3 separate regions of the Mus musculus genome follow, and regions 2 and 3 are each linked to region 1. Evidence: chromatin loops called from intact Hi-C (ENCODE). Cell type or tissue: heart. All regions are shown on one strand.

Region 1 (8,000 bases):
GTAGCCTGGTTCCCAGTCGATGTAAGGCTAGAAGCCTCGGAGATCCTGAATTCCCGGGCACCAGGCACCTGTCACTAGCTGCATCCCTGCATAGTTTTGTGACCATTAGTCTTGTAAGGGCAATGCCCCAAGACCTCCACATGTAGATGAGGAAAAGTGACATGAAGTATGGTCACTCAGGCTCAAGATAGAGAGCTCCATTCTAATGAGGTACCTAAAGGCCTGGAGGGCTTAGCCAATAAGCTCTTCTTCCCCAACACTCCTCAGGCCCACCCTGAGAATGGGATATGGTTTTATACATCTACTTCCCATCATGGCAATAAATGGTCTAGAACCACAGACCACCTCTTTCATCGGGATCCACCGTGGGGAGCCTTGGAGAAGGGCTTTGCCTATAGAGACACTGTCTAGTCTCCGTAGAAGGTCTCACTGCACTCCCAGCCATAATTGCACCAAGCCCAAACCTGCAGCCATCAAGCCAAGGACTCTCCCGGTGGGACTCTCTTCTACCCTGGCTAGGCCCAGCCCTTGGGCCCAGATTCCATTCTCAGATCTTCTGTGACTTCCAGCGGTGCCTGGATGTCCAAGAGCCTGGGAACTCCATGGCTCTGGCGGTCCCACATCTCAGACTGTGCTCCTCCGCCCCCTTAGTGGTGTCCCAGGACTTCCCTATGGCCCAACAGCCTCCAAGGGATGTTGTGGGGTAAACTCCCGGCATCCTGAGGAGTCCTGTGGCAGAGCGGACGCAGGACCCACAACCCTTCACCTGCTCATTCTGTATGGTGCTATTTGTATGTATATGCTTCAAGGGCTGACCATTTGGGATCCTATAAACAGTTGGTGGGCTTCTGCTACCAGAATGTGTGGCCTCGATTTAGCATGGGTCTTCCCAACTGAAGCTATTCAGTTAAGAAAATCCCTCGAAGGCGTGCCCAGATGTTTGGGGTTTGACTCCAGATGTAGTCAAGTTGATAACCAAGATTGGCCTATGGACCTGAGAATGACCTTGAACTTCTGATCTTCCTGCTTCATCCCCTCAAGGGTTGGAATTACAGATGTCTACCACCATACCACCTTTATTTATTTATTTATTTATTTATTTATTATATGTAAGTACACTGTAGCTGTCTTCAGACACACCAGAAGAGGGCGTCAGATGTCATTACGGATGGTTGTAAGCCACCATGTGGTTGCTGGGATTTGAACTCAGGACCTTCGGAAGAGCAGTCGGGTGCTCGTACCTGCTGAGCCATCTCACCAGCCCCATACCACCTTTTGACATCAAATGTTTTCACATTCTCCCTGTTCTCATAGTGATGTTGTTACTGGTTGAGGTCATGATGTCATACCACTGAGATCCCCCTTTCACACCCTCCCATGTCATTCTCATTAAGCCCAGCCCATCGCTTACACTTCTATAGATCCCATCCTTTGATTTCTGTGCATCCCCAGAGGCTCCTTTGAGGGACAGGATTTAAAGCTGCAAGCCTAGAGTGAAGGGATTTTTTTTTTTTTCTTCGAGACAGGGTTTCTCTGTACAGCCCTGGCTGTCCTGGAACTCACTTTGTAGACCAGGCTGGCCTCAAACTCAGAACTCCACCTGCCTCTGCCTCCCAAGCGCTGGGAGTGAGCCAGAGCTAAGGATCTGGAAAGAGTAGGTAGGGTGTTCTCAAAAGCCTAAGGCTGAGGCTGGAGACTGGGTGTTCTGACTGACTGTTTAAGCTGAACTGGAGACAGTTTGCAGAGACACTTGCAGCCCTGGCTTAGATCGCTAGATTGTGGCAACAATGGATCCCCACAAAACTGGAATTCCCTTGGGTCTCTTATGTTTGGAGGAGAGAAGAGCCTAAAACCAGGGCGAGAGGAGAGGCTTTCAACTGGAAAGACATTTATGATTTCTAAACCTCTTACAGAAGAGACACTGACTGGTCAGTGGTGGACAGGACCACACCTCGATGGGAGACTGCTTAGGCATGAATAGCTGTGGCCTCTACTTAAACTGTAACCTCTTGAGAATCCCAGAGATGGACTTTGGGAGCAAGGGGATCATTGTATCCCTTCGTCTGTCTTCCCAATGTGGTCAACATTGAATAAATCTACCCTCTCCCACTTTCCTTTTAATTTGGCCATTTTAATTGGCTTATCTAGGAACTGACAATCTTAGGGTCCAAGCTGTGACTCCAATAAGTCCAATAATAGTGACATGGTGGGTGGGGGAGGGTGGATACTTACAGTCAAGTTTATAGAGTGTGCCGGGCCTGCTGGGGTGGGTGGCTAGGGACAGGGCTTTCTTTGTCTGCACCCGGGGAACAGCCGGTGGAAGGGAAACTGGAGCACATGGCTGGATAAGTTTGGCTTGATGCCTGGGAATGAGTGTGAATGAGGACCTGGGGAAGGCTATGAGGAGGAGATAAGGCAGGGAATGCAGCTGACCCCCATGAAATCCTGTTCACCTATGGAAATACACCTATGGAAGTACACCCCACCTCCCTTTTGTGTGTACATTTTAACTCTCACAATATGTTCCTGAGGCTTTGCTGACATTTATTACCCAGATGATGAAACTGAGGCTCTAAGATATCCTTGACATCACCCATATTCCACAACCAGGGTGAGGACTGAGATTGGAAGTGAGGACACACACCAGAACTCTTTCTTCTTCTGGTTTTAGACGTGTCCTCCTGATATTCCAGTGTCCGGAGCTTGGGCAAATGGCTCAGTCTGTGTCTTAATTACTGTTCTATTTTTTTTGGTGTGTGTGTCTATGATAAAACGCTATGACAAAAACAACATTCAAGCAGGCTAGATGTCCATAAAAGTGGGGAAGGCACGGCAGCAGAAAGTTGAAATATCACATCTCCACAGCACACAGGGAACAGGAAATAAGACCTTGAAGTGGGTCAAGGCTAAGTGTCAAAGCTTGATTTCAGTGCCTTAATCCCTGCATGATCTTAATCCTCAATGAGACTCTATGTCCTAGAGATTGCATAAACTCCCAAACAGAGCCAACCGCAGGGGACAAAGGGTTCAAACACATGAGCCTATGGAGGCACTTCTCATGCCAAAAACCATGCTCCTTTCTTGTTGCAGACTTAGAAACACCCTGAGAGAACAGATTCAGTGAGGAAGGATTCATTTTGGCCTACTGTTCCAGAAAGGTACAGTCCATTGTCATGGGGAAATGGACAGCAAAAGCTTCCTTACCAGTGGCTAGCCTACTGAAGGAAATATCTCTACTTTCCTAGCAACCATGAACTGTCTGTTTATAGATTTTTAGGGAGGGGCAGAGACTTGTGAACGCTCCCTGATTTACATGGTAGGAGGTTAATGGGCCCAATCTTGTGTGGATAGTCTTAGATGCTAAGGGTTAAAGAGTACAACCAAACAGGAGGTTGTAGCACACTCCTTTAACCCATGCACTCAGGAGGAAGAGGTAGGCAGATCTCTAACTTTGAGGCTAGCCTGGACTGCAGAGTGAGTTCAGGACAGCTAGGGCTACACACAGAAAACTTGTCTCAAAAAGCAAAAAAAAAACAAAAACAAAAACAAAACAAAACAAAAAGATTTTAAAAGAAACACAACTGATGCGTCACACCCAGATGACAAGCAAGGCTACCTCAACATTCTACCCACCTCTATTGGGTTTTACACATTCCAAGCCCTCTGTGAGAACGTGAAGAAGGGCTCTGGAATGGATATTTCCCAGGCTGTGTTAAAACACTGGGGAGCGGCTCAGGACTTTATGTTGGGTGTGACCACAGGGTTGTTTTCTGCAGACTAGGAAGGACCAACAGGCTGGGTGTGAGTTAGCTTTCCTGGAAGACAGAAGACCTTGCACCTACGTAAGTGATGTCATATGTGCCTGCTCAGCCTCTCTTCCTGTGGTCATTCGTGCTCACTGAGAATCTGCTTGTCAGCGTCCTACCCTGCCCCAAATCTGGAGTTTACTAGTTAGGTAAACATATATGCAACATCTACCATGTGTGCCAAGTGTTTCACATTCATTGTTGCAAGTCCCTATATGTAAAGTGCACAGCTCAAGGTCAGTTGTAAAAAACTAAGGCCCAAGTACAGAATCGATTAAATGCAAACTGAAAAACTCAGAAGTCCCAGCATGACAAAATGACTCTCAGACAACCTCAGTACTCAGTAGCACGCACTGAGTCAGACTGAGTGAATGAATGAATCTGAGCAAGTCTGATACGGATGGGAGAAATGAGTGACAGTGGCTGGAGGAGAATGGAATGGGACAGACAGAGATGGGCCAGGAAAGCTGGGAGTGTGGTCATATTCTGAAGTCAGGAGGATCAGATCAAAGTTGGAAGACACAGGTGGCAAGGTGTCAAGTACTGCAATTCAGAGAGTCTGTCAATAGAGGGCACTCCAAGTCTTGGCCTAGATTATGTGCCTCACTGCCCCCCAACTTAAATTTACATGTATTTATTCATATGTGTGTGTGTGTTTGTGTGTGACTGTGTGTGTGTGTGCGCGCTCTTGCATGCGCACGTGCGCATGCATGCACACCCACATATCATCATGTACTCATATGGAGGTCAGAGGGCAACTTGTAGGGATTGGTTCTGTTGTTTACCATGTTTGTTGTTTGTTCCTGGTGATTGAACACAGGTTCTCTGCGTTGGCAGCTGGTTTACCTGCTAAGCTATTTCACTGGCTCTTGCCTCTCTCTCCCTCTCTCCTTCTCTCTCTCTTCCTTTCCCCTTTAAACAATCTTTTATTTATTCTCTGGCAATTTCACACACACATATAATGCATCTGTCTAAAGTCCTCAGACACACTCCAACATGCCCCTTCCTCACACTCTCCACCTCCTTTTTTTTTCTCCTTTCTTTTAGAAATAATCCACTGAGTATAATTAGCTGCCTGTGGGAATGTCGGCTGATCTTGGCTTGAGCCTGTACAGGTCTTGTGCAAGTAACCATACGCGTTTGCATTCCTTCTAGGCTCTGCCCCATAGTTACCTGGCAACAGCTAAGTATGCCTGACTCACTATAAAAGGGGCTGTTTGCCGCCTCCTCCTCCTCCTCACTCTCTTACTCTCTCTGTCCCTTCTCTTCCCATAACTCCCCCCCCCCATGGCTGGCTGGCCTCTCTCTCTCTCTCTCTCTCTCTCTCTCTCTCTCTCTCTCTCTCTCCCCTCCTCTCTTCCTCCCCCTCTTTCTCCCTCTTTCTCTCCCACTTCTCTCTGCCTTTCTCTGTCTCTACTCCCTCCCCTCCCCTCCCCATGCCCTAAATAAGCTCTTTTCCATACTATAGTTCAAGTGACTGGTCCCTCAGGGGAAAGGGATGCCTCAGTATGGGCCCACAAAGACACCCCTTTCCACCTTACTGTACATATTCCTGGTTTTTTCTTCCTTTTCTTTTTTATAAAACATAACAATACCTGTGGTGAGTTCATGAGTGCAATGACCACACCACATCCAGAAGACAGCATTTCACAGTGGCCCTCCACATCCTCCAGTTCTTCCATTGTTTCTGATACCACTTCTGCAATGTTCCCTGAGTCTCAGTGAGATTGATATAGATGTCTCATTCAGGGTTAAGCATTCAAAAGTCATTTATTCTCAACCTTGATCAGTCAGGGGTCTCTGCATTACCTGGTGCCTGCTGCAGAAAGAGGCTAAGAGCAGGACTAATATATATGCATACACAGAAACATTTAGAAGGCAATTTGACAACACACCCATTTTGTAAAAGAGCAGCAGCAGGCCCCCTCCTAGGGCTTATGACCTCTGAAGTTCTGGGATTTTGACCAGCTCTGAAGTCCTAGGCATGGACTTCCTATTGTGGAGCAGCAATAGGGAAATACAGAGGAGCAAATCCTTGGGTCTTGCCAACCAGCCAGCCTAGAAAACTCAAGGAGCTCCAGGTCAATGAGAGATCTTTCCAAAAACATAGCATGAACAATTGAGAAAGACACCTAACGCATGTTTCTGGTCCCTCCTTCCCCAGTATTCACACACAGGTGCACACACATATGAATACACAAATCAACTGGAAATGAAAATGATGATATTTGTATACATTGGGATAAGAAACCAAAATATCATTTTAGGCTGTGTGAGATCTCTTGGCAGGTAAATACACTTACATATAGCCTGATGACCTGCCTGAGACTCACATAGTGGAAGGGAGAACTGATTCCTTCAAGTTGTCTTCTGACCTTCACACAGATGCTATAGTGTGAGCATACCACCCAAATATACGTTTAAAAAGTTTAAGTTGTCAGCTTGTCCGTCCGTCCGTCCGTCCTTCCTTCCTTCCTTCCTTCCTTCCTAACGTGGTATCTAGGAGCTGGAGAGATGCTCTGGCGTTAAGAGCAGCGGCTGCTTTTGCCCTAGTTCTGAGTTTGGTTCTAAGCACCCACTTTAAGGAGCTCATGATAACCTGTGATTCTATCTCTTTTTTCTGGCCTACTTGCATCTGTGTGTGCATGAGTCTTTCCACACAAATCGAAAATGACAAAAATAAATCCCAAAGGATGTCTAAAGCATGCTTATGAGGGACTGGAAAGTTGGCCTGGTGCTTGAGAGCACTCCTGCTTTTGCAGAGAACTAGGGTTCAACTTCCAGCACTCACAAGGCAGCTCATAATTATCTGTTTTATATATATATATATATATATATATATATATATATATATATATATATATAAAATACACACACACACACACACACATATATGTATATAAATCTATGCGGGCTAAAGAGATGGTTCAGTAGTTATCTTAGTATCTTAGTTTGGGTTTTATCGCTATGAAGAGACATCATGACCAAAGCAAATTTTATGAAGGACAACATTTAACTGGGGCTGGCTTACAATTTCAGATGTTTAGTCCATTATCATCATGGTGGGAACCATGGCAGCATGCAGGCAGACATGGTGCTCAAAGAGCCGAGAGATCTACATCTTGATCCAAATTCTTGATCCAAATGTATCCAGGAAGAGACTGTCTTCTACAGGCAGCCAGGAGGAGGGTCACATTCTACAGAACTTGAGCATAGCAGCCTCAAAGCCTGCTACAAAGTGACATACTTCATCTAACAAGGCTCTACCCACCTCCTCTAATAGGGCTATACATTCTAATAGTGCCATTTTCCATGGGCCAAACATATTCAAACCACCACAGTGGTTAAGTGCCATTGTTGTTCTTACAAAGGTCCTGAGTTTGACTTCTAACACACGGTGGCTCACAAACCATCTGTAACTACAATCCAACACTTTCTTCTGGTGTGTGTACATGTGGAACACAGATATACATGCAGGCAAAATACACATACACATACAAATAAACCAGTAAACCTTTCCTGGGTTCTGGTGGCACATGCCTTTAATTGCAGCACTTGAGAGGCAGATGCAGGCAGATCTCTGAGTTCAAGGCCAGCCTGATGCACAGAATGAGTTCTAGGACAGCCAGGGCAACACAGAGAAACTTTGTCTCAAAAATACAAACAAACAAAAAGTTATTTTAAAAATGTGCCTGGAGAGATAGTTCAGCTCTTAAGAGCACTGGTTGCTCTTCCAGAGGTATTGAGTCAATTCCCAGCAGCCATGAGATGGTGGCTCAGAATCAGTTCTAATGGAATCCAATGCCCTCTTATGGTTTGCAGGCTCTATATGCAGATAAAGCACTCATTTACATAAAATAAATAAAGATATAAATCTTTAAAAAACCTTTTTTTGACTCTTTGTGAATTTCACATCATGAGCCCCAATTCTACAAATCTTCTCTTCCCTTCATATCTTCCCTCTGCCCTTGCAATCTCCTCCTGCAAAAGAAAATAAGATAGAAAAAAATCTTGTGAAAGCTGTAGTATGTCACATTGTGTCCCACAGTATACCCTTTTGTCTACACATCTTTTCTTGCAAATGTTTGTCGCAATGAGTCATTGGTCTGTTTTGAGGCCTCTGTTTTCTGCTACACTATCTATACTATCTATACTATCTACACTATCTATACTATATCCTTACTGTGACTCCTC
Region 2 (8,000 bases), 98 kb after region 1:
TTTTTTGTGAGTTCTGGGAAGCGTGCGTGTGTGTGTGTGTGTGTGTGTGTGTGTGTATACACATGTGTTATTGGGGATAGAACTTACAGCTTGGTGTATGCCTCCCAGGATAAACTGGTTTAACTTTAACCACTTGCTTTGGGGAGGCTGAAATAGAAAGATTGAGAATTTGAGGCCATTGTAGCCTCCATAATAAGTTTCAGGGCACATTGCAAGACTCTATCTTAAATTAAGATTTAGTAAATTTTTATAACTAAAAAATAAAATTTAAATAGTTTCATGAGGTCTAGAATTTCTAGGTACTGCTTTTTTTCCCAAAACATATGATAATAATAATTATAATAATAATTATTATTATTTAGTGATGCTGGGGATATCTCCCAGGCTTTTCTGTATATTGGGTAAATGCTCACATTTAGCCATGCATGTAGATTAGGCAAGTGTTCATAGTCCCTTACTAGTGCATTCCAGACAGGTGCTCGACTAGTGAACTCATTCTGTAATCCAGGCTATCATGGAACTTGCTATTTTCGGTGTCAGCTTCCCTTGTGGCTCTATTTCTTGGCTCCTGCAGCCTCACCTGACTCAGTAGTCCTTTTATATTTTGCCTACAATTTACCGTTACCATCTGCAAGTCTGATGCGGCTTCCTCTACCATTACCCCAGCTGAACTGTGTTGGTGATTTTCCATTACATAGATTAGAAAGGTGGCTATTAGTGACTTCCTCCGTTTTGCTTTTGTTTTTTAAACTTTTTGATCTGCCCACACCAGACAGCATAACTCGTTTATCTCCCCTATCATCTCTACCTAGCTTTGTGTTACTTTTGTTAATTAAAACAAATAATTATGATGACTACATGCAGAAGTTAGTCACCTTAACTATTTTAAGTGTGCAATTTGGCATTCCTAATTTATTCACATAGCTGTGCCCCCAGTTTACAGAATGTTTTTATCTTGCACAATTCAAACTATAATTATTAAACATTAACTTCCCAGTTCTCCCTCTTCCCTGCCAAGCTCTGGGAAGCTCTATTTCTATTTTACACACACGCACACACACACACACACACACACACACACACACACACACACACACACATTCATGTCTGCTCTTCACACACATGCACATGTGCGCGTGCATGCTGAGTTCAGAAGTTGATGTCAGGTATCAGGTGTCTTCCTCAGTTGCTCTTCATCTAGTTTTTAAAGACTTATACTGAACCCAGAGCTCCCTGATAAAGCTTGACTGGCTGGCCAGCCAGCTCTAGGAATCCTGTCTCTCTCTCTCTGCTTCTCCATGCCTGATTTTCTTATTTGGGTTCTGGGATTCTTCCACAGTAAACACTTTACCCATTGAGCCATGTCCCCAGCTCTTCTGTCCTTGAATTTGACTGCCTAGAGACTTCTTACCACTGGAATTGTGGCAGGATTTGTCTTGTTTTCTTTCACTCACTGTTATGTCTCCCAGGTTTATCCAAACTATATCTTTCTCCTCCTTTTACATTTTCTGTGATATCTTATAGTATGGAATCGTAGAGATTTCTTACCCCAAGTGTTGCACATCAAGACTGCTTCTGGTAAGGAGGGAGGAGGGACTCTAAAGGACATAAGAACATTTTGGGGAAGGGATGGATATGTTCATTATCATGATTGAGGCAATGACTTCATAGGCTTTGATATATGTCAAAATAAATTAGATTGTGCTAGAAGTGGTGTTGCATGCCTGTGCTGTTCCAACACTTGGAAGATAGAAGCAGAAGAATCAGGAGTTTAAGGGTAGTCTCAGTTATATAGTGAATTTGAGGTCACCTGGGCTCATTGAAGTCACAATGAGACTTTGTCTCATTCCCTCCTCAAACAAAACATAACAAAATATAACAAAACAAAACAAAAAGTGTAAAGGTGTGCATGTGTATACAACCACAAAATTTAAGCACATAGTTTTCTTGTTTGTCCTTTTTTATTTTAAATTTCTTTCCCTTCCCATCCTCCCTTCCTTTTCCTTTTCCCCCCCTCCCTTATTCTTCCCTCTTCTGTTCTTCCTCTCTGTGACCTCCCCAGGCTCTCACTATGTAGCCTAGGCTGGCCTGGAACTTACCATCTTCTTGCCTTATAGCTCCAAAGTACTGGGATGACAGATTCCCCCCCACCCCCCATCCAGCTGTTCCCATGTGATTTGCTGGTATCCCCGCAGAAATGCTATTTGTGTGGGGACCCAGCCCCAGCCATGTCCATTCCAAGTCCCATGGAAGTGTTGGTGGTGAGAGAGAAGTGGTGGGTGGTGGTTTCAGAGGTCACCATCCCTAGCTTGTGATGAGGCAGAGCATCCAGACTTGTGGGGCAGAGCAGACTGCTCCCCTCATAGGGTCCAGGGCACAGGGGCAAGGTGGAGGAAGGGGAGAGCAGAGGGCAGAGAAGAGAGGGAGAGAGGGGGAGAGAGAACTGTGGAGGAGAGAGGAGGAAAGAGCGATGAGGAGAGCCAGAGGGAGAAAAGAGGAAAGAGTGGTGGAGGAGAGAGACAGTAAGGAGGGAGAGAGAGGAGAGAGGAAGGAGGAGGGAGGAAGGAGGAGGAATAGAAAAAGACAGGAGGAAGAGGAAGGAGAGATGAAGGAGGGAGAGTGAGGAGGAAAGGGGGGAGGTAGATAAGGAAAAGAAATAGAAAGATAGAGATAAGAGAGATAATCTCTTCACCAGTGACCTGCTTTTTTGTTGCCACATCTGCTAAGTTTCCAGTGCTCTTAGTAGCCCATGAAGCTAAGAGTCTGTCAGTGTGTCAGGTTTTTGTGAGTCCAGAGCCATTATGAACCAGTTATATTCAGCAGCCTCCCTTGCGCAATACTGATCTACCAGGGATCAAGCCCTCAACATAGATGCTTTTGTGGGACATTTCTAATCCAAGTCGCCATGGGAGACAGTTTCAAGTGATCCAGCAGTCAAAAGTCACACCACACTCATCACTTAAGGGGTGAAGGAAAGGAGCAGAGCCAACACCTGGCTGCTGCACAGTGGCTATGTTGGATTTGGTCTGAGACTTGTGGGGGGTGGTGAGAAGTGAGTTGAGTAGAGAAGGTGAAAACAAAGTCGACTTGCAGGTGCTTGAGGAATGTGTTTTGCTAAAACACTTAAAAGTTTTTGTTTTTTTAAATCTTCACACCTATATGTATGGGTGCTCTGCTTGCATTTGTGTCTGTGCACCATGTATGTGCAGTGCCGGGGGAGGGCACCGGATCCACTAGAACTAGACTGTCAGAACAGGAGGTGCCATGTGAGTGCGGGGAATTGAACTTGGGTCCTCTGCAACAGCAGTCACTGGTCTTAATGACTGAACCTTCTAAAGCACTTCACTAAAAAAAAAACTTGAAACTCAATATATTGTGGTACTAAACAACCTTTTCCATTTCATTTTATGTTTTACATTCTGTTATTTTGTGTGTACTTGTGTGTCTGTGTGGGTAAACATGTGTCACAGAGCACATGCTGAGGTCACAGTACAACTTGAGGGGGCTAGTGCTCCCTTTCCATCATGCGAGTCTCAGCAATTGCACTCAGGTCATCACATCTAGCAGCACACCCTTTACTTGTTGAGCCATCTTGCCCTTCTGTTTTAATTTTTGTTTTGAAGCAAAGTTTGATATAGCATGGACTGTCCTCAAACTCCAAACCAATGGTGCTCTTCAACTTCTGACCCATCTGCCTCCACCTCCCAAATGTAGGGATTGCAGTTATGCACTACAACTCCTATGAAGTGTTGGGTCTGGGAACCAGAGCCTCATGCATGCTGGGTAATCACTCTACCAATCGAGCCATAGCCTGGTCCTTTATAGGCCAAGCTGCTGACCTAGAACTTGCATTTTTCCTCCTATGCTTTCCAAGGGCTATGACTACAGATGTGTGCCACACCCAGCTCCTAGCATTGACACTTAAAACAATTTTTACAAGCGTATGTGTGCATGTGTACACACATGTGACACTGCAACTACAACTTGCAGTAAGTAGTTGGCTCTCTCCTCCACCTAGAGGAAGGTTGGGGACAAGCGCTCCCACTTACCGAGGTCCTGGGTAAAGTACTCAACAAGCTGCCTCATTGAGAATTGAATTGGGAGGGGGTGATCAGGGTTCAAGTGTGGAGGGCAGAAACATGGCAACCTCTGAGGGGGTGGGGCAAGGCAGAGTCTTAGACTTAGGGCCTTCCTTGAGATCTTTGTGAGATGTATTCTGGACCTTCAGTCTGTCTGGTCATCAGCACTTGCTGGTTGCCCTGGGGGGAGCCAGGGTCACTTGGAAAGGACAGCTAGGAGTCCAGTGCAGGACTGGCTTTAGCAATCTGAAAACACTCCCCTCATCTTGTAGAGCCCCTGATGTGTTTAGTTCTAGGCCTCTACCTGCAGGAATCAGGTGAGCCCAGGCAGGAATGGGCCTCCCCAGGAAATGTGTCAGGGAGGTCTTGATTGATTTACTTTCCCATAATCTTGTTTTCAGAAAGACAGAAAACAAAACAAAGCAGTTCCTGCTCCCTGCAAAGTTCTGGTGGTTGATGAGGGGTACTGGTGTGATAGGATTTGTGGTGACAGCCTGTGCTCCAACAAGCCAGAATTGGCAACTTATTCCCCATATGTCAATTAGAACAGCCAAATTAACAGTGAAAAGCAGATTTACTCAGTGTGGCTACATTGTGAAGTGGGACAAAGAAATTTAGAGACTCTCCCAAAACTGTGTTTGGGGTCCTAAAGGGAGGTGAAGAGTTAAGTAGAGGCCAGAATTATGGATGTCTAAGCCATCTCAGTCAAGGTGTGGTCCCGTCCAGTGCTGTCTGGGTTTCCTGTCTTCAGCGAGGTGGTCTGACAAGTTGTTGGCAAAGTGTAAACCTCATTCCTGGAGAAAGTTCTCCTCTGTTGGCCCAGGCTTTAGACTTTCTTCTCTCCCAGCTGGAGATTCCTGGGGGTTGGGGCTGGGGTTGAGGGTGGGGGGAAATTCCAGTTTCTTGGGGCTCATTGTTTCAATACTCTGATAGCCAAAGTGAGGGGCCCAAAGTGTTTGTTTAGAGTGAGTTTATCCCTGTTAGGCTGGTTACAACAGGACTTTCCGAACAGCTAGGATCAAACTTAAACACACAGCAGTCCCCAACCCCCACCGTAGGCAGGGCAGGGTAGGATATTTAGCTCTTTCTCCACTCCCCTCGCCTTTCTTTTCTCCCTTCCTCCCTGCCTCTCTCTTCCCTTCAGCTTAGCTGGTCCCTATGCTGGGCCCCTTAGCACAAAGCCCTGGTCTCTCTCCTCGAGGGATATTTTTAGTCAGTAAGAGGGATTATCAGCTGAGTTCCAGGTGGAGGGGCCTGGCTGGGAGAGGAGCCAGCCGGGCTTCAAAGAGCTGGCAAGCTGAGGGAGAAGGGAGAAACACAGGGGTAGGAGGGCCTTGAGGATAATAAAGGTCGAGACCGGACATGTTGGCGCAGCAACCTACACTGACTCTTTGCTTGACCTCGCTCACATTCATTGCCCTGTAGGCTGCTCTGGCCTAACCCAACTTGAGCACAAGGCATAGAATTTAAGGGAAGGACAATAGAGGTCAGGAGGGTTTCCAGGCTGAGAACTGCCTAGGAATCACCTAGAAAACTGGTGGTGATGCACATTTTCCATCCCAGAACTGGGGAGGCAGAGGCAGGAGGATTTTGAATGCCAGGATATTCTGGGAGACCCTGACTTTGAAAACCAGGTGCTGGGGGATGTGGTGGGGGTGGCTCACTGGTGAGTGCTTGGCTAGCATCTGACGGGCCATGGGACCTATCCCGGCACTGCAGACGCAATATATTTCTAGCATCTTCCAGTAAGGAGCTGGAATTGTATGGCGCATCCTTACCTAGAACCCACCAGGAGGGCTGGACCTCCCTAGGCTCCTCTTAATAAGAGGCTGGGAGGGGGGATGGTTCAGCAGTAGAGCACAGGCTTAGAATCTACCATTGTGGATCTGGGAGTGTGACTCAGTGGAAAAGACCCTTTCTAGAATCCCCCAGTGAGGGGCAAGGGTCATGTCTTCGTGGTAGAGTGCCATCATAGGACTGGGGTTGTGGCTCAAAAGTAGATTGTCTGTCTAGAATCTACCAGTGTGGGGCTGGGTGTATGTGTTATTGGAGAGCATTTGCCTAGCCTGGTTCTGGGTTCCACTCTCAGAACTGGGAGTGTGGGGACCTGAGGAGTGGAGCATGAAGAAGAAAAGCACCCACTGCCTCGTGGCACCTTTGCTCTGCAAGCAAGAAGACACTCACAGAAATGCTTCTGATTCCAGTGCTGGGGATTAGAGACAGGGGGATCCTGGGTACTCACTGGGCATTCCAGCCAGCTTGTAAACTATAGGTACAGTGAGAGAACCTGGCTCAAAAAAATAAAGTGGGAAACAATTTAGGAAGATACCTAGGGTCTACCTCTGGGCTCCACATGTACATGCAGAGCTCGTGGACTTGCCCATGTACGCATAAACCACTCACCACACAAAGCATCATCCAGAAGCTGCCACATACCAGTGACCCCTCAGTCTTTCTCGGACCACTTCCCTCCCCCAAATCATTACTGGCACTGTTCTCACACGGCTGTAGGCGTCATTTCCAGCCACTTATTAGGAATGAACTATTGTGGATCCCAGTTACAGATGGGAAAACTGAGTCACAGAGAGAGCAAGGCATCTGCTCCCAAGGTTACATAACTGGTAAATGACTGAGCCAGGAATTAAACCAGCCAGGATGGAACCTCCTGTTCTCACCTCCACTCCATTCCCCAGTAAAGTACATATCTGTTGTACTCATATTTCAGACTGGATATATGAGATGTGAGGATATGGAGCTGAGTTTCAAAGGAGAAAATGGAAACTGAGGAACCCTGAAGCCCTTCATCTTACTTCCTCAAGAGTGACTGCTTAGAATCCCTGAGTCAGGAGCTGGGGGCATAGCCCAGATGTAGAATTTTGAGTTTTGTTGCTGGAAAAGGCAATATTCATATTCTCCCAGGAGCCTCTAGAGGAGACCAGCTTAGCAACGTGATTTGAGCCCAGTGAGATCCATTTAGAACTATTGACCTATATATAGAACTGCCAGACAACCAGTTTGCAAGAGTAGCCACAGGAAGCCAACCAACCTCAGCAGCATACATTTATTTGGCCTAATTTTGAATTTTATGTTGATAGCATTTTGTGTAGACAACAGTACGTGCTAGTGTGCATCTGAAATGCTTTTGTGTTTTGAAAATGGAGGAGGGGAGAGGGTGCTGAGGATTAAACTTGATCCTCCTGTGTTCTAGGCAAGTGGCTACTGAGTGACACTTACAGTTCTCGTTATTGATTTATTATTTCTTTCCTGCCATGTGAATTTGATTTTTCTTTTTATTTAGGGTCTTGTATAGCCCAGGATGGCCTCAAACTCACTATGTAGCCAAGGGTGGTGACCTTGATCCCCACAAGAAACCAAAACCAAGATCATGCAAGCATATTTCAAACCTCAGTTAAGCAATCTCACCACTGTGACAAAGCATGTATCATAAACAATTTAAGGGGAAAAAAAGATTTATTCTGGGTTACTACTTGAGTGTCATTATACCATGGTGGGGCGGGTGTAGTGGGGTAGAACAGTTTGAGACATGGTGTCCAGGAAGCAGAAGAAAGCAATAGAAGAAGGCCTCAGGCAAGACACAGCCACAAGGACATGCCTTACCAGCTCCAAGGCTCGTCCTACTTTTTTTTTGCTATATCCTAATACTGTGAACTCTTCAAGGATTGACCATGAAATAGGTCAGAACCTCCAGGATTTAACTGTGGAAATGGTTTCTTAGATAAACCAGAAATACCATTTACCCGGCTTTAAAAACATTATTCATTTTTATGTGTGCCTTAGTTACTGTTCTACTGCTGTGATGAAACACTATGGCCAAAAGAACTTATAAAAGAGGGTATTTAATTGGAGCTCAATTACAGTTTCAGAGAGGTTAGTTCATTATCACTAAGGTGGGGAGCATGG
Region 3 (8,000 bases), 180 kb after region 1:
TATTTTATTTTTATTTTTTTTAATTTCTACTGGACTGGTCCCACTCCCTGTTAGTAGCTTTCTGCTTTCCTCAGCAGATAGCCCATGGCTCTGGCATATCAAACATCTTGGGGTATCCAAGGCAACTTCAATGTTACAGCTTCTTGTTTCAGTGTTTGGGATCCATAAATGATTTTCTGGGCTCCCCCAAAGGGCTTTTGTCACTTCTTCAGCTCTGCCATCTGTAGCACTCTAAGCTCATGTTGATCCACTCCACTGCTGCTGCTGTTCTTGGTGATCATCCCATGGCCCTGGCATCTCCAATACACTGTGCTCTTCCACTGCAACTAAGCTTCACCAATAGCCTTTCAAAGGCTCTCTTCATGGTGCCAAGCCTCAACTCCTTTGTATGACCTCTTCAGTCCTGGAGCATCAACTGCAATTAGGGCTGCACTTTCACCAATGGCCTTCCATGGCCTCTCACAGTGCCAAGCCTCAGCTACTCTCCATGACACCTTTATGCCTTCAAAACCAGTACCACCTGGGTGACTTACACATTATCAAGTACAGCTGCAGCACGAGGTACAACCTTGGCTATCTGTGGAACACAGCTTCTTTGTGCTCTCAGAATATACTTCCCAGAAGATTTCGCCTCAGTGATGCTGGTCTCTTCTTAATCACCACTAATTTCTTAGCTCCAGCTAACCAGCATCGATTGTCCCAGTAGTCTTTTCTATTCTGAACTCTAAAACCAGAGCCACATGGACAAACTTGCCAAATTCTGCTACTTGCTGGGGCTGGAACATGGCCTCCTTGTTCTATTACATTATCACTAGCTTTCATTTTTTCCAACTCCTTTACTGTCTAAGCTTGCTTGTCCTGGAACTTGCTCTGTAGCCTGACTTTGAATTCGAGAGATTTGCATGCCTGTTTCCTAAACACTGGGAATAGTGTGTGGTCTATCATGCTTGGATTTAAGCTTTTCTAAACCGAGAATTTGCTGTGTGCTAGGCTGGCCTTGAACTCAGAGATCTGTTTATCTTTATCTCCTGGGGTTGAGAGTGTGTACCACCATGCCTGGATCTAAAGGTAGCTGGGTAGAATCTTGCCCAAAAGTCCCACTCCCTTAATTCATTATCTCCTTGATCACAGGATTAAGCTCCACTTCACTACATGGTATCCCTTTAATTCTTGAACCATATATTTTATTTTTTCTTTCTCAACTTGGCTTTGCGTGTTTAAAATGCTCTTCATGAAACTGAACCAGAGAACTGTAGCTTCCCTGAGCCTTGAGCAGGCTGGCTCAGACCTGTTCTGCCACTGTGGACTAGACCACCTAGGGTGGAGTCTCCCGACCTAGATAGGTCTATTGTTCTGGCACCTGTGCACCTCTCCAAGACTCTGCTACCCGCTGAGAGGCTGAACCTGTCTTCCTAAGACATTCCGGAACAAGTGCTGACAGGCTGGGGACAAAGCAACAAGAGCCTGGCTTGGTGGGGGGTGGGCCTTCCCCCTTTATAAACTCAGACTCTTAAGTAAACTCTGGGGCCTTGATCAGTATCTTGTCTTGTCTCCTTATTTCCTTCCTTTTAGCTCCAGCCTCCCATTCAGGAACCATATAGCTGCAGGCAGCTACAGAGAACAAAGTCTTTGATGGGTGTTTCTGAGACTTCCTTTGTCAATGCAATTAATCTGAGTCTCTTCACCTTAGCCTCAGGCAGACTCTTCTGACAAGGGCAAAAAGTAGCCACATTCTTCACTAAAATACCACAAACACAGTCTTTAGGCCACACATTGGAATTATCCACTGAAACTTCTTGAGCCAGGTCCACTCAATTTAAATCATACTCAGTAACAAAGTCTTCCACATTCCTACTAGGATAGCCCATTATGCCCCATTTAAAGCATTCTACTGCTTTCCAAATCCAAAATTCCAAAACGTGCATTCTTCCAAACAAAAGCATGGTCGAACCTATTACAGCAATACCCTTCTCCAGGTGCCAACTTCTGTAATAGTCAGGGTTATCTAGAGTCATAGAATTTATGGAATGTCTCTCTGTATTGAGAAAATGCACTGTAATGACTTACAGTCTGTAGTCTAACCCAATAATGGGCAACTGTGAATGGGAAGTCCAAGAATCTAGTAGTTGCTCAGTCCCACGAGACTGGCTGTTTCAGCTGGTCTTCTGTAGAAATAGGTTTCAACAGATGTGCTGGCAAGTAAGTGCAAGAAGGCGAAAAACAAAAACAAAAACAAAAACTTCCTTTATTCAATGTCCATATGGTCTCTAGCAGAAGATGTGGCCCAAATTAGTGTGTATCACCATGCCTGAATCTGGGACTTGCTTTGTCCCAGGGTGATCTTGAACTCAAAGATCTCCTTGCCTCAGTTTCCTGGGATTAAACATATGTAGTACCTTGCTTGGCCCTAAGCTTTTCATGGCTGTCATGCCTCAAGATGTTCATGCCAAGATCCAGATCAGAAACTTATGTCTTCCGGCCTCAAGATCTGGATTGTAGTTCATTCCAGGTATAGACAAGTTGACAACCAGGAATAGCCACTACATATGTTTAAAGTCAAATCTTGTTGCACATTGTATAGATTTTAAACTATACCCAATGAGCAACTTATTAATCTTTAGGTAAAGAGTTTATCTAATCTCAATAATCTCTCTTTCTTTTTGTGTTCTATTTTGAGGGCAGAGTGCAAAGAAATCAGGTACACAAGATTTGTAAGAGTGGGGAAGTACAGCATAGAGAAAAGAGACTTGGAGAGCACAGAACAGAGCAAGTTTAGGTATAAGATATTTGGAAGTCATTTGTCTGTGGTAGTGAGAATTTGGAAATCAGGTGTACTAATTTGTAGCTTTTAAATGAGGCCAAGCTGTTGTAATAAAATCTGAGTCCATGAAGGAAGAGAGAATGCTTACCTTGGTTTGGGCTGGACTCAGAAAGCGAATAGTGCAGTCCAATTAGACAGGCAGTGAGAACCAGAGACGTGTGGAAGACACAGTGGGCTAAAGAGTCGGACTCTAGAGCTTGGAAGCCAATTCACAGATAAGTGATCCATCCATACCTCTGCAGCTGCAACAGGAACACGGGGAGAGGTAAGCAAGGCTCTGTCAAGGCAGGGGACTCGCTCAGGTTTGTGGTCTGAGGCCTTGGAGGCAAGGGTCTGCCATTGTGATCATCCTTGCTAGTAAGACCTGAACTGTAGCCACAGAGGGAGGGATGAGAGTGAAGTTCCCCCAAACCCAGACTTAAAGAGTTCAGGCCACTTGCCAGAAAAGAGGCAGAAAATTTCAGGATCACACAGGATGCTAAATTCTACAGTGCCCTCTAGTGGTCATTTGGACTAGTTACTGTGGCCAGGCCGCAGAACAAAGGAAAAATCCAGCGTTTGGGGCACCAGGTCTGAGAAATTTTCAGTTTGGATAAATTTTTGCAGCAGGCACCCCTGGGGCATCTGGAGATCGATTTTAGGTCTCTCTGTGTTCATTTTCCCCGCCTGTGCCTGGGGTCGCCCAGTGGGAATTGTGGTAGTCTGGCAAAGGATGTCTCTTAAGATCCACCCCCACCCAACAGAGACTCTGTTCTGGAATGGGCCTTTTGGATCCTGGACCCAAAAGAAGAACTAGTACTTAGGTGGCAGCTGGGAAAGATTACTCAACCCAATTTCAAAGTCGATTGTGTCAGGTAGAGAGGAGGATGAGAGGAGCAGTCCCTATGTGGCCAAGAACTGCTTGGCCCACTGTGTTGAAGGCCTAACATCCCTTGTAAGGCTGGACCCCAGTCACTCACTGCACAGACCCTTTCCCAGGGAGCAGGTCTGGATTACTGCAGAACTCTCAAGTGGATCAAGCAAGAACACTGCAATTAGTTAGGGTTCTCTAGAGTCACAGAAATTATGGAATGTCTCTATGTATTAAGGGAATTTATTGTATTGACTTGATTTGGTTCAACTAACCCAAAAAATGGGCAGGTGTGAACAGGAAGTCCAAAAATCTAGCGGTTGCTCAGTCCCACGAAGGTAGTTGTTTTATCTGGTCCAACAGATGTGCAAGCAATAGAAAAGTCTTTCTCCTTCCAATGCCTTTATATAGACCTCCAGCAGAAAGTGTGGCCTAGTTTAAAACTGTGTACAATCATGCCTGGATCTGGAACTTGCTTTGTCTCAGGCTGGCCTTGAACTCAGACATCTTCTTGCCTCAATCTCCTGGGATTAAAGGCAGATACTAACTTGCCTAGGTCTAAGCTTTTCATGGTCACTCTGCCTCAAGATCTCCATGTCAAGATCTGGGAAAAAAAAAAAAAAAAAAGTCCAGTGAAAGGCCCAAAGTGGGATCCAGCTCAAACAGGAGGTCCCAAGGCCTGACACTATTACTGAGGCTATGGAGCATTCACAAAAAGGTACCTACCATGTCTGCCTTCCGAAAGACCCAACAAGCAGCTGAAGAGTCAGATACAGTTATTTGCACCCAACCAATGGACAGACGCAGCTGATCCCTGTTGCTGAATTAGGGGAGGCTGAAAGATGCTGAGAAGGGCTATCCTGAAGGAGGACCAGCAGTCTCAATTAATCTGGATTCCTAAGATCTCTCAAACATTGGACCACCAAACAGGCAGCATACACCAGCTGGTATGAGGCCCCCAACACACACATACAGTACAGAACTTCTGGGTCTGTGTTCATTCAGAGATGCTGCACCTAACCCTCAAGAAACTGGAGATCCCAGGGAGTTTAAAGGTCAGGTGGAGTGGGGTGTGGGTACAACGATGTGGAGACAGGTAGGTGGGAGGAGGTATGGGATGTGGAACAGTCGCTAGAGGGTAGATTCGGGGGATAGGGTGGGGGTAGGGAATAAAATACGGAGTGTAAAAAAATTACTACTACTACTACTACTACTACTACTACTACTACTACTACTAAAAGATCTGGGCCAGAAGTCTGTGTCTTTCAGCCTCAAGATCTGGATCACTGGTGTGCCCTCCATTTCTGGATTGTACTTTATTCCAGATGTAGTCAAGATGACAACCAGGAATAGCCCTCACAAAGAGTGTCTTTGAATTAATGAGGTTCGTAGGCACATAAAAAGGATAAGGTGGCTCAAGAATATAGATGCTTGTTTTCCTCTGTGGCACTGAGGATAGAAGCTAGAGTCTTTCACATACTAGGTAGGCAGTTCACACTAATTACATCTCTCAGCCTTCAAAAACACTTTCTTGCACTTAGAAGCATGTTTGACAGTGGGGATTCTAGGGAGGTTGTGATATATGTTTAAGGCATATTTCGAAGAATCTCGAATTCTCTATTGTTGACACTGAAAAAAGCCTGTTATTCTGTAACCTTTCAGCTTTCTACGCTACACACAGGTTATTGGTATAAATGTATTATATCATTATAAAATATAAATTTCCATTGTGGCATTTAAATATTGCTTCAATTTCTTTCTTTTTTTGCAGCTTTGTTAAGATCTTTCTTTTTTTAAATATTTTTATTAGGTATTTTCCTCATTTACATTTCCAATGCTATCCCAAAAGTCCCCCATACCCTCCCCCCAACTCCCCTACCCACCCACTCCCACTTTTTGGCCCTGGCATTCCCCTGTACTGGAGCATATAAAGTTTCAATTTCTTTCTAACGAATGCTTACAATTAAGTTGAATTTCATTGATGTGTTCATGATTTGTTTGTTTGTTTTTTCAAATTAATCTTCTACTTCTTCTGCTATTGGAACCTTTATAATTTTTAGGTTTGAAATACTTTCATAGTATTAATTCTGAACACTTTTAAAACACTCAGGTGACCTACTATTTTAAACAGTTTATAATATTAACCATAGAAGGTACAGAAAGCCTGGATCATTCCAGTACTGCTACAGAGGAAATCTTCACATGTGGCATGAGTAGAGGCCACCCACCAGGGACTATTTGTAAATATTCCATTTATTATTTTTAATCTAAGCACTAACCTTAAGTTTTTTAAATTAAATATTCAAATATAGTCTACTTTTACTTATAAACTTATTTTGGAGATAGGTATTTTCAAAGTAGTATCCCATGTACAAAATTCAGATTTGTAGTCACTCAATGAATATTTGACAAGCATATTTGAGATAATATTCTTTTCACTCTTTTGGTGCCAAAACTGCACATGGAAGCAAATGTCAGCTTCCTGTCATACTGTTGACTTGTTGATCTTCTAGTTATCAGAGAGTGCATTGTACTCTTTCTTCATATTCTCCCAAATAATAAACGTACACAGTTTAATAAGTAGCTTTGTATGGCTGAACTACATGATTTTCAAGTTTAGGGGTTTTTTGTTGTTGTTTTCCGTATCTCTCAAGTGACCAAACTTTGATTGTATATATGTTTTTAATTTTTGGCTGGTCTGAGGAATCATCTCCAGGACCTTAGCATGCTAGGCAAGTGTTTTTCTACTAAGCTACATCCATGACTGAAAATATGTTACTTTATATGGCATAAGATATGTCCTAGACATAGAATGAATACAGCAGATTCTCTGTCTATAAGAATGAATACAGCAGATTCTCTGTCTATAAAAAATATATATAACACAAAGAGGAAAAGGTGTAGTAATTTAGCACTATTGAAATGAAGTTTGATAAATGACATTTAATACTGTAAATTCCAATACAATATTTGTTAGTAAAATCTCATGGACAGAACTGGATGTCCATTTCTGTTCTGGGAGAATAGAGAGGTCGAGAGATGGGACAGTTGCTGTCTGGGCTTGAGTATCATGAAGGGTGTACCCTATAGGAAGAAGTGTTACCCTCACGCCAAGCAATGAAGAACTGCTTTCTGGAAGATGAACAGGAGGAACTGGGTTAAAGGAACAGGTACAGATGACTAAACTAATGAGAGAAAGGGATGAAATTAAAATTGGGGCTATAGTGCTACATAAAGAATTTTTGACATTATCACAGAGTGTTTAGGGTCCTTTTCATACAAGTTAAAAGAACTATGGTAAATTCTCTCTCTCTCTCTCTCTCTTTCTCTCTCTCTCTCTCTCTATCTCGTGAGATAAGTTTCCTCTGTTTTTGCCCTGGCTATTCTGGAACTCCTTTGGAAACCTGGTGGCCTTGAGATTAGAGATCCGCCTGCCTCTGCCTCCCAAGTGCTGGACTTGAACCAACACACATGGCTAATTCTTTCATTTTTTAAAAATAAGCAAGAACAATTGGCAAAGCTGAGAGCACTTCATAATGCCCATACTGAAATCAGAAGTGGTTAAATGGAGACAATGGCCAGGAATAAAGGCAGGGATACTTCTGAGTAACTTACTAAACTGAGTCATGCTAGTGAGAGAATTTGTGAGTCTATGCTTTCCAGAAAAACCTGAGTTCTTGGGTTATTACTCCCTTTACTTAGAATCGATGTATTTCTCATGAAAGACATAAGGCACAATGAAAAAGAAGGAAAACCAAGAGCATGTTACAGAGAGATGCCCCTAATTTAGTATTCGGCAGATTTCCTGAGATGACAGAAGAATAAACCTTTACTAATGATTCTTAAATCTAGATACATTTTTATCTTTATTGTCAATTGGAACTCATTAATATGAAGGAAAGCTTTTGAGTCTTCTAGATTTGCCTCTTAATCTAAGTGTTAAAAAATGTGCAGGAACACACTGTGCTATGTGTTGATTAGAGTTTAATTCGATCTTATCCCTGAAGTTTCAATGACATTGAATTCAACAATAACTCCCTGAATCTTTATTAGCTGTGATCTTGGAGGGTTGTTTTAAGCCATATAAAAACAGAATATATAGATTATCTTCTTTTGTTTTGTTTTGTTTTTCGAGACAGGGTTTCTCTGTGTAGCCCTGGCTGTCCTGGAACTCACTCTGTAGACCAGGCTGGCCTTGAACTCAGAAATCCACCTGCCTCTGCCTCCTGAGTGCTGGGATTAAAGGTGTGTGCCACCATGCCAGACCCGATTATCTTCTTTAATGTAGCAAAATTCTAATATGCTTTCAATGCACACATTATGTCACCC

The links. Peaks named below come from ENCODE experiments on the same cell type or tissue, not always from the same donor. Only the 100,000 strongest peaks of a DNase experiment are listed, where the experiment ranks them.
Region 2: it touches region 1 in a loop (7-fold over the local background); 16 of 42 quality-filtered maps call a loop at or near these places.
Region 3: it touches region 1 in a loop (6-fold over the local background); 33 of 42 quality-filtered maps call a loop at or near these places.

What each region holds. Positions count from the first base shown.
Region 1 is chr8:4,409,016-4,417,015 of GRCm38, forward strand. No RefSeq gene overlaps it. Among named protein-coding and RNA genes, the nearest start is that of Ccl25, 63 kb to the left of the region's middle. In heart, a CTCF peak has its summit at 4,369 (motif pointing right); no DNase peak of the experiment used is centred here.
Region 2 is chr8:4,507,036-4,515,035 of GRCm38, forward strand. All of the region lies in intron 1 of Cers4 (ceramide synthase 4), which reads left to right. Among named protein-coding and RNA genes, the nearest start is that of Cers4, 18 kb to the left of the region's middle. In heart, a CTCF peak has its summit at 4,015; a DNase peak (open chromatin) is centred at 5,346; H3K4me3 peaks cover 731 bases; H3K27ac peaks cover 4,503 bases.
Region 3 is chr8:4,585,175-4,593,174 of GRCm38, forward strand. No RefSeq gene overlaps it. Among named protein-coding and RNA genes, the nearest start is that of Zfp958, 24 kb to the right of the region's middle. In heart, a CTCF peak has its summit at 3,333 (motif pointing left); no DNase peak of the experiment used is centred here; H3K27ac peaks cover 446 bases.